3 separate regions of the Homo sapiens genome follow, and all the other regions are linked to region 2. The links are chromatin contacts, found by Hi-C or POLR2A ChIA-PET in ENCODE. All regions are on one chromosome and are shown on one strand. Each heading gives the region's core, a stretch centred on a gene start or an enhancer-like site at or near the end of the contact. The rest is flanking DNA. Distances are from core to core; before and after follow the strand shown. Region 1 has its middle 44 kb from the start of CABLES1. Region 2 holds the start of RBBP8 (RB binding protein 8, endonuclease). Region 3 has its middle 21 kb from the start of CABLES1.

Region 1 (2,700 bases), core at 153-2,652, 160 kb before region 2:
TGAGATGGAGTCTCACTCTGTCACCCAGGCTGGAGTGCAGTGACGCAATCTCAGCTCACTGCAACCTCCACTTCCCAGGTTCAAGTGATTCTCCTGCCTCAGCCTCCTGAGTAACTGGGATTACAGGCACCCGCCACTATGCCCAGCTAATTTTTGTATTTTTAGTAGAGATGAGGTTTCACCATGTTGGCCAGGCTGGTCTCAAACTCCTAACCTCAGGCGACCCACCCACCTCGGCCTCCCAAAGTGCTGGGATCACAAGTGTGAGCCACCGTGCCCAGCCAACATAACAGGGATTTCTAAGTGTGATGGTTAATTTTAGGTGTCAACTTGAATGAATTGAGAAATATCTAGAGAGGTGGTAAACCATCATTTTGGATGTGTTGGTGAGGTGTTTCCAGAGGAGACTGGATTGTGATTTGGTGAACTGAGCAGGGAAGATCTGCTCTCAGTGTGGGCAGGCAACGTTCAATCGACTGGTGGACCACAGAGAATAGAAAGACAGAGGGAAGGCAGAGTCTCATGCTCTCTCCTGGAGCTGGGACGGCCTTCTCCTCTTGCCCTTGGACAGCAGGACTCCAGGCTCCCTGGCCTTTGGACTCCGGGACTTACACCAGCATCCTCCTCCACCAGCCCCGAGTTCGCAGGGCTTTGGCCACGGACTGAGAGTTATACCATTGGCTTCCCCAGTTCTGAGGCTTCGAACTTGGGCAAAGCCACACTACCATCATCCCCGGGTCTCCAGCTTCCAGATGGCCTGTCATGGGACTTCTCAGCTTCCATAATCACATGAGCCAATTCCCCTCATAAATCCCCTCTCATGTCTCTATATATCCTATTGGATCCATCTATCTGGAGAACACTGACTCATCTAAAGCATCTTAAAAATAAGAATATATATATATATATATATATTTTAAAAAGGAATATATATGTGTACACACACACACACACACACACACACACACACACACATATATATATATTTTTTTTTTTTTTTGAGACAGGATCTTGCTCTGCCACCCAGGCTGGAGTGCAGTGGCGCCATTATGGCTCACTGCAGCCTTGACCTCCTGGGCTCAAGCAATACCCCTGCCTTGGCCTCCTGAGTAGCTGGGACTACAGGCACGTGCCACCAAAACTGGCTAAAAATATACACATATTCTTAAAAATGATTATTCAGCCATGACTTGCAATTTATAAAGAACAAGAACAAAGCTTATCTTTAAAATAATCATTTTATTAATCGTCCATTGCCACTCCTTTGGTCAGAGTTTCTCTAGGTGGTAGCTGCTTTTCTCACTCCTATTCTTTAATATAGCAAAAGAAGAAGCCTTCAAATGAAGTTAATATGAAACCAGAGACAGTGAAGAGAGAGAACCAGAGGTTGAGAAGAGGAAATACCAGCTTCTTTCGGGATGATGTTACTTCCTTTTTCAAGACAAAAAAAAAAAAAACAGTCTTTTCATGTTGGATTGTCAAGGCATAAATTGTAGTGTGGTTCCTAAATGTCTGACAATAGGGAAATCATTTAATAAATTATAGTACTGTCAAACAATGAAGTATCATGAGCCAATTAAAATGAATTTTTTAGGTTGGGTGCAGTGGCTCACGCCTGTAATCCCAGCACTTTGACAGGCTGAGGCAGGTGGATTGCTTGAGGTCAGGAGTTTGAGTCCAGCCTGGCCAACATGGTGAAACTCCGTCTCTACTAAAAATACAAAAGTTAGCTGGGTGTGGTGGTGCGTGCTTGTAATCCCAGCTACTCAAGAGGCTGAGGCAGGAGACTCTTTAACCTGGGAGGCGGAGGTTGCAGTGAGCTGAGATGGCACCAGGGCTCTCCAGCCTGGGCAACAGAGACTCTGTCTCAAAATAATAATAATAGTAATAATAATAATAAGTTTTTAATGGGCAACATTTTAGTGTGGAGAAATCCATAAGATAAAGTGATAAATGATAAAAATCAGAATATAAAACTATGTGTGATATGATTACAAGGTTGTTTTATACACACACACAAGATAGGCATTGCAGTATTAACAGAGGTTATCATCAGATGTTGAAGTTATGGCTTTAAAAACATGAATTATTATACTTTTTATTTTCCAAATATTTATATGGGCATTTATTATTTTTATAATAAAAGTTGGATATAAAATAATAAAGGGTTTTCATATTGTGGTTGAACTGTAAATGAGAGTTACTGAAGATTAGAGTTTCCAAAAATAAACATGTGGTTTTAATAGTCCTGTCTCATTGTGAATAGAAATACAATTTTTCGGCCGGGCGCGGTGGCTCACGCCTGGAATCCCAACACACTGGGAGGCTGAGGTGGGTGGATCACGAGGTCAGGAGTTCAAGACCAGTCCGGCCAACATGGTGAAAACCCGTCTCTACTAAAAATACAAAAATTAGCCGGTCGTTGTGGTGCGTGCCTATAATCCCAGCTACTTGGGAAGCTGAGACAGGAGAATTTCTTGAACCCGGGAGGGGGAGGTTGCAGTGAGCTGAGATCATGCCACTGCACTCCAGCTTGGGTGACAGAGCAAGACTCCGTCTTGGAAAAAAAAGAAGAAGAAGAAATACAGATTTTCTATGTTGTTTTCCCTTATCCTAGGTGCTTTTTAGCAGATTCCTATTGCACTAAGTGGTTCAGATCTTCTTAGCATGTACAGAATTTTTCAGGAGTTAGTGTTAAAT
Region 2 (2,700 bases), core at 46-2,545:
TGGGTGCAGCACACCAACATGGCACATGTATGCATATGTAACAAACCTGCACGTCGTGCATATGTACCCTAGAACTTAAAGTATAAAAAATAATAATAAAATAAAGAAAAAATACCTCTCTGCAGCAAAAAGAAAAAAAAAGAAGACATAAACGATTTCTATTAAGTCAACAGTTTAAAATGAAGGTTTAATTACTTCAATGACCGAAAAAGTATTAACATATTCGTTTAAAGAGTGTAAAATAAGCATCCTTTACGTATCTATCTTCAAGTAAGTGATGTACAGTGCCTTAAAAACAAAACATAAAAACAAAACATTCAACTTGCAAATTCTGGCTCGCAAAACCCTTTCCACCTACCCGCATGCCCGGCACTTTTTGTTAGCATCTCTCTCTGCAATGAACCGTTATTCGAGGCACGACGACAATGTACATTTTTCAATCTCTCAGAACGTCACGTCTTACCTCCCAAGTTGCATTCTGGGCTCAAAGGCCTGTAATTTGTGTGTATTCCTTAGTATAAACCACTACACTGCAGGTGCTCACCAAAATACTCGCTGCCACACCACAGGTATTCTCACACGGGTAAGGCGAGAGGCACATTTCATCACACAGGGGACTTGAACAAACTGCACGGGACATTTCAGGGGTCCTCTTATGGGCGGAGCAGAGCAGCGGGGCAAAGGCTTTCCAGCCAGGTCCCTTCTCCATCCATTTCTCCCCAGGTGCCCGCGCCGGTTCCGCGTGCGGGTCTGGCCAAAAAACCTCCGAAGCGCGCGCGCGAGCCGCAGTCGGCGCATGCGCGGGGCGGGCTTGGCGGCGAAAGGCGCTTCCTCAGCCCGCGCGGGAGACCCAGAAGTAGTACTGAGGTAGCGCTCGTCCTCCCGCCGGTCCACCACCACCGAGTGTAGCCCGGGCCCGGCCTATTTCATCAGACACAACCCCAGAGCCGGGAGCCACCCCTACCCCGGGAGCCCTTCGCCAAGCACGCAGCTCCAGACCAGAAGCAGTCGCTCCGACCCAGAGCTCCGGGTGGGGTAAAGAGATTGCTTTTACTCACCGCCTCCGAGATTGCCTCGGGATTCGCGAAAGCCCCCGAAGGGAAGCGAGCACTTTCTGAGGCTGTGAAAGGACGGCTGCTCGCTTTTCTCTTTCGCCCTTTTCCCTCACCAGAGTGCCAAATCCTCGGTGGGAAAGCCGACCCCTCCGGACAGCCCGCGCTTTAAGGCCGGGGGCTGCCGGCCGGGCTCGGAGGCGGCCGGACCCGCCCCGCCCGGGAGCCCGCGCGACGTCACGCGGGAGTTCCACTTGCGTCACGCCCCTTCCTCCAGCTGCCCATCGCGGCGGCGCACTTCGTGCCCTAGCTGAGGAGCGGGCTCTTCGGTGCGGCCCATCCCGGAGGGCGATGGTTGGGGAGGGGAGCGCTACCTCGGAGCTGCCGGGAGCTACCCGAAGAGTCTGGCGACCGCCACAGCATTTCTGAATTGCGCTGGGGAAAGCTCAAGCCGTTCTGTTGGGGGAGCATCAAGCCCTTGCGGTTCTGTGAAAGTTATCTGTACACTGTGTCTAGCTTAAGCATTTTGCAGGGAAGCATGTGTAGAGTGACCTGTACCGAATGAAGAGTTAAAATTAACTGATGGGGGGTATGGACGCGGATCCGTCTAACATAGTTTTCGGCCTTGTCGCTGTTATCTGCAGTTTAGTGATGTGACCTGACAGGGTTGTGCGGTAACGCCATAGATCAAAACGATCTGTATTTTGCTGAGGTTAAACGGGAAGTTTCTGGCAAATTTGAAACGAGAAGGAATCTCCTTCAGCATTATTTATTGGGACAACATGCTGTTAGATAATTTTTTTTAAAAAGTCCATTTTTCTTGTGGCTGTTCGTTTGAGATTCAAACCGATAGTAGGTATTCCTATTTCTCCTGATTTGTAAAAGAATCGTTTTTAGACCACTAGAAATTCTACAAATGAACAAAATAGACTAGAATCAAATATCTTTTAAACCAGTCCAGTACTTTTGTGTAATTATTCTAAGACCTGGGAAGGGATAATATTAACAGGCTTTAAAAGTTTAGTACTTAGAAATCATAAATACAAAGTGGAAAGGTAATTTTTCCACCTGTCCCACATCTTAAGGGATGAATAAATATAACTTAAAAAGTTAGTATACAGAAGAGGGGTGCTAAACCTTCTATTAGCCTGTTACAGCAACTATCATTCACTTCCCCATTTTATAAGACTTAACTCCACATTTTTAAAAGAAAATGGATGAAATTTTGACTATGTAATTTTTAACGCAAGATAGGAAACATAATTGACAGAGTGAAGCTTTTATGTTTATGACAGAAATAACCTGTAATAAGTTTGTCATTTAACAGAGTATTGAAAGAGCAGTGTGCTGTGGTCTCTACTGTGGTCCAAAGAAAAACTGAGCAGAATGACCCAACCTGTTCCTATGGCCTCTGCCTGTGTCTCACTCTCTAATCCATTTATGCAAGTCAGAAACCAAAGAGTCATCCTTGACACTTTATTCATCCCTAACTTCCATATCCAAGCCATCACGCAGTCCAATTTTACTTACTAAACATGTAAATCCATCCCCTTCTCTCCATCACTACCTCCATAATCCAAGATACTGTTATTTCTTACCTAGTCTACTGCTAGGCTCCTTTCCACATCCACGCTACCAACCACCCCTC
Region 3 (2,700 bases), core at 84-2,583, 180 kb before region 2:
ATCCATAGATGAATGGATAAACAAAATGTGGTGTATACAAACGATGGAATGTAATTCAGCCTTAAGTAGGAAGGCAATTCTGACTCATACTACAACGTGGATGAACCCTGAGGACGTTACGCTCAGTGAAACAAGCCAGTCACCAAAGGACAAATAGTGTATGATTCACTCATGTGAGGTCCATGGAATCATCACGCTGTTAGAGACAGAATAGTGGTTGCCAGGGGCTTGGGGAAGGAGGGAATGAGGAGTTAGTGTTTAATGGGTACAGAGTTTCAGCTGGGGATATGAAAAAGTTCTAGAGATGGTTGGTGGTGATAGTTGCATACAATGTCAATGTACTTACTGCCACAGAACTATCCACTTAAAAATGGTTAAGATGGTCACTTTTATGTTATGTTTATATTGTCACTTAAAGAAAAAAAAAAAGCAACTGCTCGATGCAGAGACTAGAAGTCAAGCCCCGGCTCTGCTATTCACACCAGGGTGTGGTGGGTCTTGGCCAAGTTCATCTCTCTCGGACTCAGTGTCCCTGTGAAAGAGGGATCGTGACTATACTCTCCCCACAGTGGCAATGTGGGGAACTCTTGAGATCTGAGTATAAACCTGGGGGCACAGTGCCTGCCTGGCACATTGGGGGTACTCAGGAAGTGTGGTTATTATGGTGGTTACAGGTTTTACTATTTATTGCTTATAGAAGCAGCCCAAATGCTTCTATGGACTGTCTTTTCCCCTGCAGACACTCCCACAGAAGCATTTGGGGCACTGGCTTAACAGCAAGGTTACAGGTTAACTGACCATGAATGACTGAGATCTAGGACAGGGTGTGTGTAATCTCTCTGCGTCTTCCTGCTGGTTCAACATTCTCTCCTCCCACAAGAACCAGTTCCCAAGGGTACTCCACGCAACTTCACGTTGCCCTGCTTATCTGACCCCCAGAGGAACACTTCTTCCAGTGAAAACCTCCACAGTTCCCATTTAGACTCCTGCGGAGAGTTGCTCATTGCTGTTGACAGCAATAATAGTTCGTTTTCTTTTATTTTGATTAAATAATAGCTTGATTGGAAAGTGTTTCCCGGTGCAGCAATTAATAACTGGCTGGAGTTGCCAAGGCTGGAGGTAAGGCCAAAAGCACTTCACCCAGCTAGTCACTCATTACCCAGGAAATGTTAGACCTGGAGGCTATTCACTGCTGGTACAAACTCTGAAATTGGTAGGGAGAAAAAGGAAAAAAAGAAAAACAGCCTAAGCAATTTCCTTTTAGGTAATGAAAAGTTTAAAAATGGAGTAGCGTGTTGCCATAGCCACCATCTCTGGCTCTGGGCTGGCCTCCACGCTGGCATCCAGCGGACGGCATTTGACATGGTTTTCAGCAGAGGCAGCTGTGCCTCTTAAGTACCCATAATGAATATCTGCAGCTCCAGGCTCCCTCGGAAATCCTCAAGCCTTCACTTGTCACCTAATTTCCTCGGGAAGTGTTTCTAATTACACATTTCTTGCTGCCGGCTCCAGGTCAAGTCTTTTTGTACACAATATGCGAATTACATAAAACCACAAAACAGTGAGGGGACTCTGGAGTGATCAAAATTGCCATGTAGTTGTTTTAACTTAGTAGTTAAGCATCCGTGGGTGTAATAGGATGTCATTTGCATGAGCAAAAACAACATTAAAGGAACATCACGTGTTTCATTCTTGAGAACTCTTTGTAGGGGTCAGAACCCATTTCAGCAAGATATCTATATAACAATAGAATTTCCAACTCTAACACATGGACTGTTTATTTTAACTACAATAGCAGGGGCTTTGTAAAGAGAGACTTGTTTTGTACTGTTACCTGGGATCTGCCATTTAGGGACCTAAATGGCAGTTTTGTTTCCTGGAAGTGAAATAATCCTTATCTTTGGACTCTCTTAGTTTAGGAAATTCTCCAAGACGTAAAGCAACATTCACCAACTATTCTTAGAGAAAACTCTGAAATCTAGTTAAATTTATGTCCAGATGCTACTGTTTGGGTGTTAAGGTTTTTTTTAGAGTTGAGTAAATTGGAGGATTCTTTAGCTCTTAAAGAAGCGGCATAAATGGTTTTCTAAAAAAATGGGTTTTGACTGGACTGAGGCAACCCCCTCCCACACCGCAGTGTTTTGGAAGACTGAGCCTGTGCGGGATGGAGAGGTACGGGGGACTCTGGTTGTCTTCGTGGGGCCATGGAATTTTGCTCAAGTGAGCCCCCAGGCCATGCCCATGGACGTCCCAGAACCAGGGATGGCTGGTTCTGGCACCAGCTTGCAGCTGAGGCAAGACCTGTCCTGTCTTGAGGACATTATGCTAAGTGAAGTAAGCCAGTCATGGAAAGACAAATACACTGTGATTCCACTTGTATGAGGTACTTAGAGTCATCAGAATCATAGAGACAGAGTGGTGGTAGCCAGGGGCTGGGGGGAGGAGGGAAGGGGAGTTAGTGTTTAACGTACAATTTCAGTTTTACAAGATGAAAAGAGCTATGGAGATGGGTGGTAGTGATGGTTGCACAACAATGTGAATGTACTTAATGCCACTCAACTAACTGTACCTTAAAAATTGCTAAGATGGTGGCGGGCTCAGGGACTCACTCCTATAATCCCAGCACTTTGGGAGGCTGAGGTGTGCAGATCACCTGAGGTCAGGAATTTGAGACCAGCCTGGCGAACATGGTGAAACCCT

What was found. Hi-C counts contacts between places; a loop is a spot of excess contacts on that map. ChIA-PET counts read pairs that join two places held with the same protein, here RNA polymerase II (POLR2A). Pooled maps may share reads with other maps.
Region 1: a loop to region 2 is called in a pooled map, with 2.7 times the contacts of the local background. The contact joins the enhancer-like site here to the promoter of RBBP8 in region 2. A Hi-C loop is called at or near these places in 2 of 168 maps with a recorded cell type or tissue (aorta and chondrocyte) and 5 of 50 pooled maps. POLR2A ChIA-PET finds 5 or more read pairs at or near these places in 6 of 52 experiments (H1, OCI-LY7, PC-9 and 3 more).
Region 3: a loop to region 2 is called in a pooled map, with 2.7 times the contacts of the local background. The contact joins the enhancer-like site here to the promoter of RBBP8 in region 2. A Hi-C loop is called at or near these places in 2 of 168 maps with a recorded cell type or tissue (aorta and chondrocyte) and 4 of 50 pooled maps. POLR2A ChIA-PET finds 5 or more read pairs at or near these places in 7 of 52 experiments (Caco-2, GM12878, HEK293T and 4 more).

What each region holds. Positions count from the first base shown.
Region 1 is chr18:23,090,238-23,092,937 of GRCh38, reverse strand. No RefSeq gene overlaps it. Among named protein-coding and RNA genes, the nearest start is that of CABLES1, 44 kb to the left of the region's middle. Within about 2 kb of position 1,402, at least 3 of the 41 ENCODE cell types and tissues checked have a DNase peak (open chromatin) inside an H3K27ac peak, as active enhancers do; they include OCI-LY7, where a contact is called at or near this core.
Region 2 is chr18:22,931,923-22,934,622 of GRCh38, reverse strand. It overlaps RBBP8 (RB binding protein 8, endonuclease), which reads right to left and starts at 1,295. Exons shown (of 19, transcript NM_002894.3): 1 at 1,059-1,295. It overlaps RBBP8-AS1 (RBBP8 antisense RNA 1), which reads left to right and starts at 859. Exons shown (of 5, transcript NR_198963.1): 1 at 859-1,035. MIR4741 (microRNA 4741) reads right to left here and starts at 1,274; the gene lies at 1,185-1,274. RefSeq lists enhancers at 502-551, 912-1,041, 725-1,565 and a silencer at 1,172-1,251.
Region 3 is chr18:23,113,269-23,115,968 of GRCh38, reverse strand. No RefSeq gene overlaps it. Among named protein-coding and RNA genes, the nearest start is that of CABLES1, 21 kb to the left of the region's middle. Within about 2 kb of position 1,333, at least 13 of the 41 ENCODE cell types and tissues checked have a DNase peak (open chromatin) inside an H3K27ac peak, as active enhancers do; they include Panc1, where a contact is called at or near this core.